3 separate regions of the Homo sapiens genome follow, and regions 2 and 3 are each linked to region 1. The links are chromatin contacts, found by Hi-C or POLR2A ChIA-PET in ENCODE. All regions are on one chromosome and are shown on one strand. The core of a region is the stretch at or near the end of the contact, and the rest is flanking DNA. Distances in the headings are between cores, read along the strand shown.

The links. Hi-C counts contacts between places; a loop is a spot of excess contacts on that map. ChIA-PET counts read pairs that join two places held with the same protein, here RNA polymerase II (POLR2A). Pooled maps may share reads with other maps.
Region 2: a map of naive thymus-derived CD4-positive, alpha-beta T cell shows a loop between it and region 1 (3-fold over the local background). The contact joins two enhancer-like sites. A Hi-C loop is called at or near these places in 1 of 168 maps with a recorded cell type or tissue (naive thymus-derived CD4-positive, alpha-beta T cell), 8 of 37 single-sample maps with no recorded cell type and 14 of 50 pooled maps. POLR2A ChIA-PET finds 5 or more read pairs at or near these places in 5 of 52 experiments (activated B cell, activated CD4-positive, alpha-beta T cell, activated CD4-positive, alpha-beta memory T cell and 1 more).
Region 3: a loop to region 1 is called in a map of astrocyte of the cerebellum, with 5 times the contacts of the local background. The contact joins two enhancer-like sites. A Hi-C loop is called at or near these places in 2 of 168 maps with a recorded cell type or tissue (astrocyte of the cerebellum and endothelial cell of hepatic sinusoid) and 2 of 50 pooled maps. POLR2A ChIA-PET finds 5 or more read pairs at or near these places in 2 of 52 experiments (A673 and K562).

What each region holds. Positions count from the first base shown.
Region 1 is chr6:16,419,718-16,422,987 of GRCh38, reverse strand. All of the region lies in intron 6 of ATXN1 (ataxin 1), which reads left to right. Among named protein-coding and RNA genes, the nearest start is that of GMPR, 180 kb to the right of the region's middle. RefSeq lists an enhancer at 1,735-1,784. Within about 2 kb of position 1,772, at least 9 of the 41 ENCODE cell types and tissues checked have a DNase peak (open chromatin) inside an H3K27ac peak, as active enhancers do.
Region 2 is chr6:16,653,246-16,656,515 of GRCh38, reverse strand. All of the region lies in intron 3 of ATXN1 (ataxin 1), which reads left to right. Among named protein-coding and RNA genes, the nearest start is that of ATXN1-AS1, 110 kb to the left of the region's middle. RefSeq lists an enhancer at 1,430-1,519. Within about 2 kb of position 1,700, at least 2 of the 41 ENCODE cell types and tissues checked have a DNase peak (open chromatin) inside an H3K27ac peak, as active enhancers do.
Region 3 is chr6:16,275,961-16,279,230 of GRCh38, reverse strand. It overlaps GMPR (guanosine monophosphate reductase), which reads right to left. Exons shown (of 9, transcript NM_006877.4): 6 at 341-447. Among named protein-coding and RNA genes, the nearest start is that of GMPR, 39 kb to the right of the region's middle. RefSeq lists an enhancer at 1,619-1,913. Within about 2 kb of position 1,495, at least 11 of the 41 ENCODE cell types and tissues checked have a DNase peak (open chromatin) inside an H3K27ac peak, as active enhancers do.

The DNA of each region.
Region 1 (3,270 bases), core at 523-3,022:
AATCAGATCAGATATGACAATTCTATTTTTTAAAGCACCTTACTGAAAATAAAGTGCTTTTCAGTAGTAAACCTTTAAGATTCCTGGTTTCCCTCTGACTTGTGAAAATATGAAAGAACTGAAATTAGACCACATTGGCCCAGGTTGGGAAAACAGATGGCAGAGATAAGGCAGATCAAAGAAACATCTCTCTGTGGGTGAAGGAGTTCCTGGTTGTCATGTATCCATTTTTTGTAGCGTTTTCCCTACTTGAGGAGGCTGTTGTGAAGGGCAGGATTCTTCACTGAATCTTTATTGTAAAAGGCATAGGTGTGTCTTGGGTGGATTCCAGTTCTCAGGTTGATTTGCTTGACAACTCTTAGGAAGGAACAATTAATACTGCTGCCCCTCAACTAGCTAGGGAGATTTCACTGTGGAGGTAGAAGTCGGATTCACTGAGGCAGAATTGCCAGGGCTTGAGACCCTTCATGCCTCTCTTTTCCAAGTCTCTCTCTCCAAGAAAGGGTGAACTTTTCAAGTCAAAGAGCAGGGACGTAAATAAATGCAGTTATGGCTGTCTTAGGAGGATCCATTCACTTAAGGCAAAGGTCTTAGAAGTTACAGAAGAGGAGAGAGAATGGGAACTACTGTGGCACCAGGATGTCTGGAGAAGAGAAAGTGCGCTTACTGTGCACAGCTTCCTCTCCCTCACCTGCGCCACGGTGAACCCACCTATATCTTTCTGCTGGCAAAAACATTTGCTCAGTGTGTCGCCGGAGTACTTGAGTGTCTGATATTTCTCAAGGCAGAATCTACCTCACTGTCTCTGAAACCTCAAAATATGTGGCCCTCTCGAAGGATAACAGTTGGCAGCAACCTAAGGCTGTTCTGCTCCAACTTGGAATGAAGAGGAATATGATTTGGCCATTCTTCTTAGCACAGAGGCAAATAAAAAAAAAAACCCTTATATACTTCAAAAGATGAAGATCTTACTTCTTACTGGCTATCTTTGCACCAGGTCCTGGGATTGGCATATAATAAAAAATGCATATGCAGTGGCCATGAAATGGGCTTAAAGGTCAATCTTGGCTGCCAGTCGTGGCTAAACTGCATTGTATTCCATGTTTTTTTCCATATTGCCCCTGCAGTGTACATATACATGCACAGTCATGGCCCCTGCACACTGTGTACACACTCACGCCTGCACACATGTATGCATATCAACGCCTGCACATGTACTTGTATGCACACTCACCCACACATGTGCATTTGTGTGCACTCACTTCTGCACACCTATTTGCATGCACGCTCATCTCCCACAAATATGTATGCATGCACACTCACGCCCCCCCCACCCTCCCGTGTGAAACTCTGCACCTGCTTGTCTTTACCCTCACCCTTGAACCTGTGTATAACCTCATAAAGTAGGAAGAAGCCCAGTGTTGAACTCTACAGCCTTTTACATTCAAAATGGTTTTGAAAAATGCCCATTCAGAGGAACAGGAAAGCACCAAACCTAAAAGGTCTGAGGACCTTTCCATGCTTTCTGTCTCCTAATCTCAGAGCTGTACCAATCTGTTATTTAAAAATTAGTCATTATTTATCCAAGGCAGGAGGGGACAAATGTAACTGTTAGTTCAGTAAATGATTTCATTCTTTTTTTTTTCCTGTGTCCTTTCTACTGTTAAAGTGACGAAAATGACACCACGGTTTGATATGTGGGGTTGGTTTCAGTTTGAATAATCTCATCCTTAGCTGCATGTGAACTCATGTCTTCTCACACTCTATTAGATAAAAGCCTAAAACAGGAAGGCCAGAAACAACTGTTTTTAAAAAGCTCATGCTACCCTGGCAACTTAAGTTGGAAGAACCTAATAAATAAATACAAAGCTGCCCCTCTGTCCTAATGTACTTCTTCTGAATTCCAGCTGGGCACCTCATGGTTTCATGCCTGAATCACAAAGGCGAGTGCCAGTACCCAGCCAGAGCAGTTTTCCTACCATAAACCAGTAAATGTGTGTGTATCACATGTAAGTCAGGGTCAGATGGGGAAAATCAACTACAAAACCGCAGAGACATTATGCAAAATTGGATTACGTACATGTTTTCAGTTTTGTCTCTTAGCAGTTTAAGTCTTTAATTAAAATACACACGAGAGAGAGAGACAGAGAGAGAGAGAGAGAATCTGTAACTGTTAGATTTTATAGGCCCCGGTTATGAGATAATAGCCTTCCAAGTAATTTTTATGGGTCATTCTATCTAGTGGCAACTTAGACTATAAAGCCATCTCCCAGCTTCCCAAAAGTAATGTCTGTTTTCTCACTTTCTAATAATTACTTCAGATTTGAAAGTAAGGAGTTGTCACAGTGAATACAAATTAGAGTCAGCTTCAGGGTATTACTAAATGTGGATTGTTTTGTTCCGAGTTTTATCCATTTTAGGCAGAGTAACATGATCATTTATATACATCTGCCTCTATGCAGGCTGTGTAGACATACTCAGAACACCAGCTTCACCTCTTCAGTCTTCTAAGACAGTCTTTCTAATACTCTATATTGTCTAATAGCTAAGCTATTGTTAAATAAAAACACGCAAATGTTTGCAGTTAGGCTCCCCCCTCCATTCTCAACCTCTTAAGTGATACAGACAGTAAATGCATTTTGATGTTTATTTAGAAAGTTGGCATCCTGGGACTGTTCACAAGATAGCTAATTTGTCTGAAGGTCCCCAGAGACAGTGAAAGTCATCCCACCATCTCTCTAGCTGCCCTCATACCGGGGAAGTAAAATGCAGCATAGAACACTGCAGCTCACGTTATGGAGAACAGTGGTGCTATGGTGATTTCCTTTCTATTCAAATCATTTAGTGAGGATTTACATAATTTGCATTAACGTGTGACTTTCGATCACTTATGCTGCAGCAGAGTATTCGTTGCCTATGTTCTCTAAGGCACCAGTGTGGTGGTTCATGTGTCCTTGTATAAAAGATTACTGTCCTCCCCATCCCCAGTCTTTGTATCTGTGCACCAGAACAAAATGCCCTCGGATCATGGCCACCCAGGCCAGAGAATGAGGACCCACACTTTAAAAACCCTGTAGATGATAGGATGAGCGGTCCTCATCCGTCCCCTCCCTGAGAGTGAGGTTGGGTTGGAGTAGAAGGATGGACTCTGCCAAATGATGACAGCAGCCCTGAGAGTCCTTCTCACAGGTGGCCAGCTCTGTCCCCTCCAGCCTCACCACACATTCCCCTAGTACACAAAGGCAGACCCGGGCAGCCACTCAGCATGCA
Region 2 (3,270 bases), core at 451-2,950, 230 kb before region 1:
TCCAGGAATTTTTTTTTTATCAACCCCGTTCATGATATTACCTGGAAGCAGAGTCCTCAAATTGAAGCCTAGGTCTGCCCCACCTATCTTGGTCACCTTGGAGAACTTGCTCATCATCTTGGAACGACTTGCCTTTAAAGATGTATGTGCCTAACTGATCTCCAAGGTCTCCTGCAAATTTATAATTCAGTTCCCTCTAGTGCAATGAATTAAATAATTATCCACTTCAGTTCTTGCCCAACAGAATTTCTGTGTAGGCTTGGTGGTCATTTGCAGAGGGGCTCATTGTATCAACCAGTGTGGAGGAAAGGAGCCAGGTCCTCGGGGGGTCCCTCCTGGCCCCATTTGCCCATTTGACAGCCAGCCCTTTGGTCAAACAGGACTGTCAGCATCTGCAGTAAATAATTTTTTTGTTTTTTTTTTTTTTGAGATGGAGTCTTGCTCTGTCACCAGGCTGGAGTGCAGTGGCACAGTCTCAGTTCACTGCAACCTCCACCTCCCAGGTTCAAGCGATTCTCCTGCCTCAACCTCCCGAGTAGCTGGGACTACAGATGCGTGCCACCATGCCCAGCTAATTTTTGTATTTTTAGTAGAGCTGGGGTTTCACCATGTTAGCCAGGATGGTCTCGATCTCCTCACCTCAGGTGATCCGCCTGCCTCAGCCTCCCAAAGTGCTGGGATTACAGATGTGAACCACTGCACCCGGCCCGCAGTAAATAATTTATTCCCTTGCAACATTAAAAAAAAATGTGGCACAGTGCTTTATGAATATTATATTCATTTTTATGTATTTAATTTTAATTTATTTATTTATTTATTTATTTGAGACGGGGTTTCTTTCTCTTTGTTGCCCAGGCTGGACTGCAGTGGTGCAATCGTAGCTTGTGCTGGGACCATATGAGACTGGGACTATCCTGGCTGTCATTCATAAAGTCTTCACTGAATTTTTAGGACTTCGCTGACTGGTCTCTCTTTATGAACTTCTGTCACATTTAGGGCCTGCATCATATAAAATGCACTGCTATGTGTTGTTCTGTTAGTGTTTGTCATCACGCCATCAGGGGTACACACAGCTTCAGGGCAGGAATCATCATCACAGACCAGTAGCCGAGACTACAGGCACGCGCCACCATGCCTGGCTAATTTTTCCATTTTTTTGTAGATACGAGGTCTCGCTATGTTGTCCAGACTGGTCTGGAACTCCTGGGCTCCAGCAATCATCCTGCCTTGGCCTCTCAAAGTGCTGGGATTACAGGCATGCACCACTGTGCCTGGCCTGAATATTATATCCAAATAAGTGAGATAGGCTTCTTTTGAAATACTGTCCTTTGTTTTTCTTTAGGGGATCTGACTTTTTCCTTCTCTGTGCTTGCCGTCATTGTGTTACTGGTTACCGGCCAGCCTGTTAACCCTGTGGATCCCCACACTTTGTTTTACGTTGAATAGCATTTATTATTGTTCTTTCTTACTAAACATCCCCTTTCTGAAGCAGAGCTTCAGAAATGATGCTCAGATGTCACTCTTGTTAGCAGCTGGCTTTCTGCCTTCAAGTGATGCATTATTGGGGTTTCATAACAGCATTTTTTTTTCTCTTACAAATATTAAATTATGAAGTGCAGGAAACCACATGAATGTGGTAGAAAGCAAATGCAAACACAGTGTTATCTGGAAGTGCTAGTTTTGTGATTCTCCTGGTGACAGTATCCTTCCTGTAATCAACATAGGAACCCTCTTTACCTGTTTGCTGGTGGTTTTCTATCCTGTATCTTCCTCTCCATTTATGCTGTATGCCATGGCCACTTTGTCATGCTGAATCGGGAGGTTTGATTAAGACAGTTGCTTGGGGACTATCTCTATCAAAGTTCTGCCTCACCACAAATCCTGGCTGTCACTTACAAAGTCTTCCCTGAATCCTCAGGACTTCACTGACTGGTCTCTCTCTCTCTCTCTTTTTTTTTTTTTTTTTTTTTTTTTAAGGCAGAGTCTTGGGTCTGTTGCTAGGCTGGAGTGCAGTGGCAATCTTGGCTCACTGCAACCTTCGCCTCCCAGGTTCAAGCAATTCTCTTGCCTCAGCCTCCTGAGTAGCTGGGATTACAGGCATGCGCCACCGTGCCCAGCTAATTTTTCTATTTTTAGTAGAAATGGGGTTTCACCATGTTGGCCAGGATGGTCTTGATCTCTTGATCTCATGATCCATCTGCCTTGGCCTTCCAAAGTGCTGAGATTACAGGTGTAAGCCACTGCGCCCGGCCCTGAGCAGTCTCTCTTTATGAACTTCTATCACATTTAGGGCCTGCTTCTTACAGAATGTACTGCTGTGCATTACTCTGTGAGTGTTTGCCATCAGCACAATTGCACATGGGTTGCACATGGCTTCAAGGCAGGAATCAAATCACAGACCAGTGTTTCCCAAGGGTGGTCTAATCCCAGTACCTCCTGCTTCCGAATCTCTTGGATATGTTTATTAAAGTTGCAGATTCAGCAACACCAGGCTTATGAATCAGAAGTTCTGGGGATGTAGAACCCAGGAAACTCACCTTAGTTAACTTTTGCACACTGAGGTTTGAGAATAACTATCTGAAAATAATTGTGCATCCTCCTCTTTGCCTCCTCTCCCACAGCAAAGGGTCCAGGTCTGAGCCTATGGTAGGTGTCCAGGAAATATTTGCTTGTTGACCTAAGCAACATCAAGCCATGAGGGTTGCATTCCCTCTTCAGTTGCCAAGCTTTTTCAGGATGTGAGGTCAGCATATTCTCTGAACCTTTAGAAACCCACTTTCTTCCAAATACGTAAAGTGTTCCCCTAGGGCAGAGGCTCTTTTGGAAATCTTTTTTTGTCTCTTTATCTTTTGTAATCACTAACTCTGTTGGTGGTAATGACAGGAGCCCCTGACTAAGATTGGGATAGTGGGGACATCAGCTATGAGGAGCTGGGCTGGAGCAGCAGGCTAGGAGAAAGATCTGAGGATAGGAACCGGACTGTGCTAAACTAGAAGCTTTATCCTTGGCTCCCAAAGCCACACCTGCTACCCTTGGCAGTTTATTCTGAGTGGTATTTCTTTCAGCTGTTAGGCCTCGCAGGTTGTCAGTTTTGGTGGCAGAAGAGCGGTCCCGCTGCTGAAAAGGATCAAGTTTAGCTCTAGTGGACGCACATCAAAGCACCTACAGTGCACAGTGGTGGATTCAGGATTTGAATCCAATGTTAGCAGACTGCAGTGGTGACACTTGGCCCTCTCCTTCCGTCCGCCTCTTGTTCCAGCAAGGGCATGC
Region 3 (3,270 bases), core at 246-2,745, 140 kb after region 1:
AATGGTGAGACACTGAAATTGAAGCCCCCAGTCTGTGGGGCTTTATTACAACTGTTCTAGCAAGCTGTGGCCTGGCCTACCCTGTGCTCTGAAAGCTGCCTGCACATCCCTCATCAGATGGACCACCCACCTGCTTGTATGGCTTCTGCCTACTGGGCCTGCCACCCTCACTGTGGAATCCGTGGGCAGCAGGGCCTCTGTTTCTGCTGAATGTCAGCGCTGTGACCGCAGTGCCCAGCTCCCTCCCATGCCCACAGGATGCCCAGCCAGTGAAAGAAGAGCAGCGAGGGAGCAGGGGCCTCCCAAGACACCCCAGCCTCAGCCCCGGGTGGAGACTCACAGAGATGATGTGGCCCTTCAGGCCATGGGCAGAGTCGGCACACTCAATGACGGCACTCAGCTGGGGGTACCCCACTCCCGTCTTGGTGCGGGTGGTGCACACAGAACCTGCACAGAGAAAGAAGTTGTCCCCAAATAGATGGTTATACATGAGAAGACTGTGACATGAAATGCGTCCCCCTTACCTTTGCAGCCCTGCTTTAGGGACCAGGGTGAACCTCTGTGGCAGAGGAGATGTGGGGAACAGGCTGCCCCATCTGCACGATGGAGGTCACTGTAAACCACACCACCTGGTCATGCACCCCCTCCGGTCCTCATCACTGTCACTGGCTGATGTCCCAGACATCGCCTTCCCCTCTACCATGCACCTGTCACTGCCACTCCTCCCTGTGGCACTGGCTCCCATGCAATAGCCAGGCACTGACCTTTCCACACTTAAACACCCACTCCTTTCCACCTTTCTACAAATCTACACTCTGCTTTAAAGGACCTCTCAGAATCCTCCCACTGGCTCGTAGCTTCTTTACCTTCAACCTTTGTCAAATGACTCACCTCTCTTAAGCCTCACTGCCCGGCCTGTAAAATCCAAAGAGAAACACAACCTCCTGGGGTTGTGGCAGAGAACAAATGGCACAGGGAGGGATACCGCTTGGCCCAGGGCCTGGCCTGCAGCACGACACCCTCCATACCCTCACCTGCTCTCACTCAGCTCTGTGCTCCACAGGGCCCAGCTGTTTGTCCATCTCCCTCCTGGCTGCCCCACCTCAAGTCCCTTGCAGCCTAGCCCGAGGTTCACTTCCAGGCCAGGGCTCACACCAGCACCCTCCTGCCTGCCTGTCCCACGGTCAGCCCCAGTCCTGGTTGTTCTCCCAGTTAGGTCCAGGCCAAGTCGCACTCTGACCTCTTTATCATACCTCCCCTTATTCAAGCTTCCCGGTGCCGCCACAGCACCCCACTTTACCCAGATCAGCAGAATCAAGCTCCACCTGCTCCCCTCCCTCCCCACTGCTTCTCCAATGGGGCAAGTTTCTTCCCACCTTAGGGACTCTGTACACAATGTTCTCTCTCTTGGACACTCCCCTCTGTACCAGCCCGCCTAGCCAAACCCTTCTCATCTTTCCAGCTTCTTCTTAAATGTCACTGCCCCAGGGGAGTTGTTCATCACAGTTTCAAAAAGAGGCATTTCAATCAGGATCTGTGTGAGAATGTTAAGGGTCTGTCTTCTGTACTGGGTGGTCGGCTCCGTGGACATTCGCTGTTGTTATCAGGTGCTGAGAACAGAGCCTCATATACAATAAGGCACTATAAATAGTCACTGAAAGAATGTGTGGACTCAAGAATGAATGAGTCACCCACATCCCTGTCTCCACTGCCACTCACTCAGCCCCTCCCGGAGGTCTTGTGGTGTGCACGAGAGGGCGCTCTGGGGACAGGGTAAAGGTGGAAGTGAACTCCTCCCTCCCACCAGACCCGGGGGTGGGATGCTTTGAGGCGCAGCCTAATCTCCGGCTCCTGGCCGGCACCACCTTGTAGGATGCTAATTTCTGCCAGGGGTCTTTAGGGACAAGATCAGACAGAGAAGTATGTCTGTGTCCCCAGGCCTGGATTTAGCAGAGAAACCAGGAGAGACAGGGCAAGCCCCTCTCCTGCATCAGCTGTGGGGCAGAGTCCACAGAAGTCCTGTAGCTCCCTGTGTCCTGCTATGTGTCACTCACAGTCCTGGAGCCAAGAAGTCTCATTCCCACGAAGGCGCCTTCCCCCCGCCCTGCAACCAGACGTTGTGCACGGCAGAATAAAAGGTTTAACCCCCGGTTCAGCCTCAGCTTTTCTCCTCCTCTCCCATTGAATTGCTAGATCCGGGGGTGGGGGCCTCAGCTGCAGTAGGCCTGGGGTTCTGATAGTAGTGAGGGCTCTATAAAGGGTAGACCAATTGCCTTTCTTGGAAACAGCCAAGGAAGAAGCTTCAAATAACACACAGGCGGTTCTGATTAACACCTAGGTGAAAGAAGAAGTTGGTGCATACTTTCTCTTGACTAGAGGGGCAGGGAATCCGTTTCTGATGCTTTTTCCCAGTTCCCAGGAGTTGCTCAATAATGAATGAAATCTATCAATCAATAGACATCCAATAATGCTATCATTTAGATATGTAATATGCAATGTTTTTACCATAAAGAATGTGTGAGACTTAAATATGGTCTCCAAACAATTTAAAGAAGTAGCTCCCATGCATTGGGCTCAGAGAAAGCCCCTTATTCTCTTTAGTCACATCTGTCCTACACAGACAGCCAGAGGGGTGGGGAGATACAGTGAGAGCAGAAGGACAATACAGCTTCTGGGGAAATAGAATGCAGACACAGAGATGTGCAAGAAGAAAACAAGTGTAGTAAATGTTCGAGACCACATCTAGAAAAGCTTTGAGAGGGCCGGGTGTGGTGGCTCACACCTGGAATCCCAGCACGTTGGGAGGCCAAGGCGGGTGGATCACCTGAGGCCAGGAGTTCGAGACCAGCCTGGCCAACATGGTGAAACCCCGTCTCCACTAAAAGTACAAAAAATTAGCTGGGCATGGTGGTGCATGCCTGTAATCCCAGTTACTCAGGAGGCTGAGGCAGAAGAATCACTTGAACCTCTGAGGCGAAGGTTGCAGTGAGCTGAGATCACACCACTGCACTCCAGCCTGGGCAACAGAGCAAGACTGTCTCAAAAAAAATAAAGCTTTGAGAGCCAAGAAGCTTCTCACACACCTTCACATCCTGTACAGCACCCGCCCAACACAATGGTAGCCAGTGAACATTCAATACATATTTCCTTTTTTTTTTCTTGAGACAGGGTCTTGCTCTATCACCAAGACTGGAGTGCAGTAGTGCGATCTCAGCTTACTGCAACCTTCACCTCCCAGGATCAGCTGATCGTTCCACCCTAGCCTCCCAA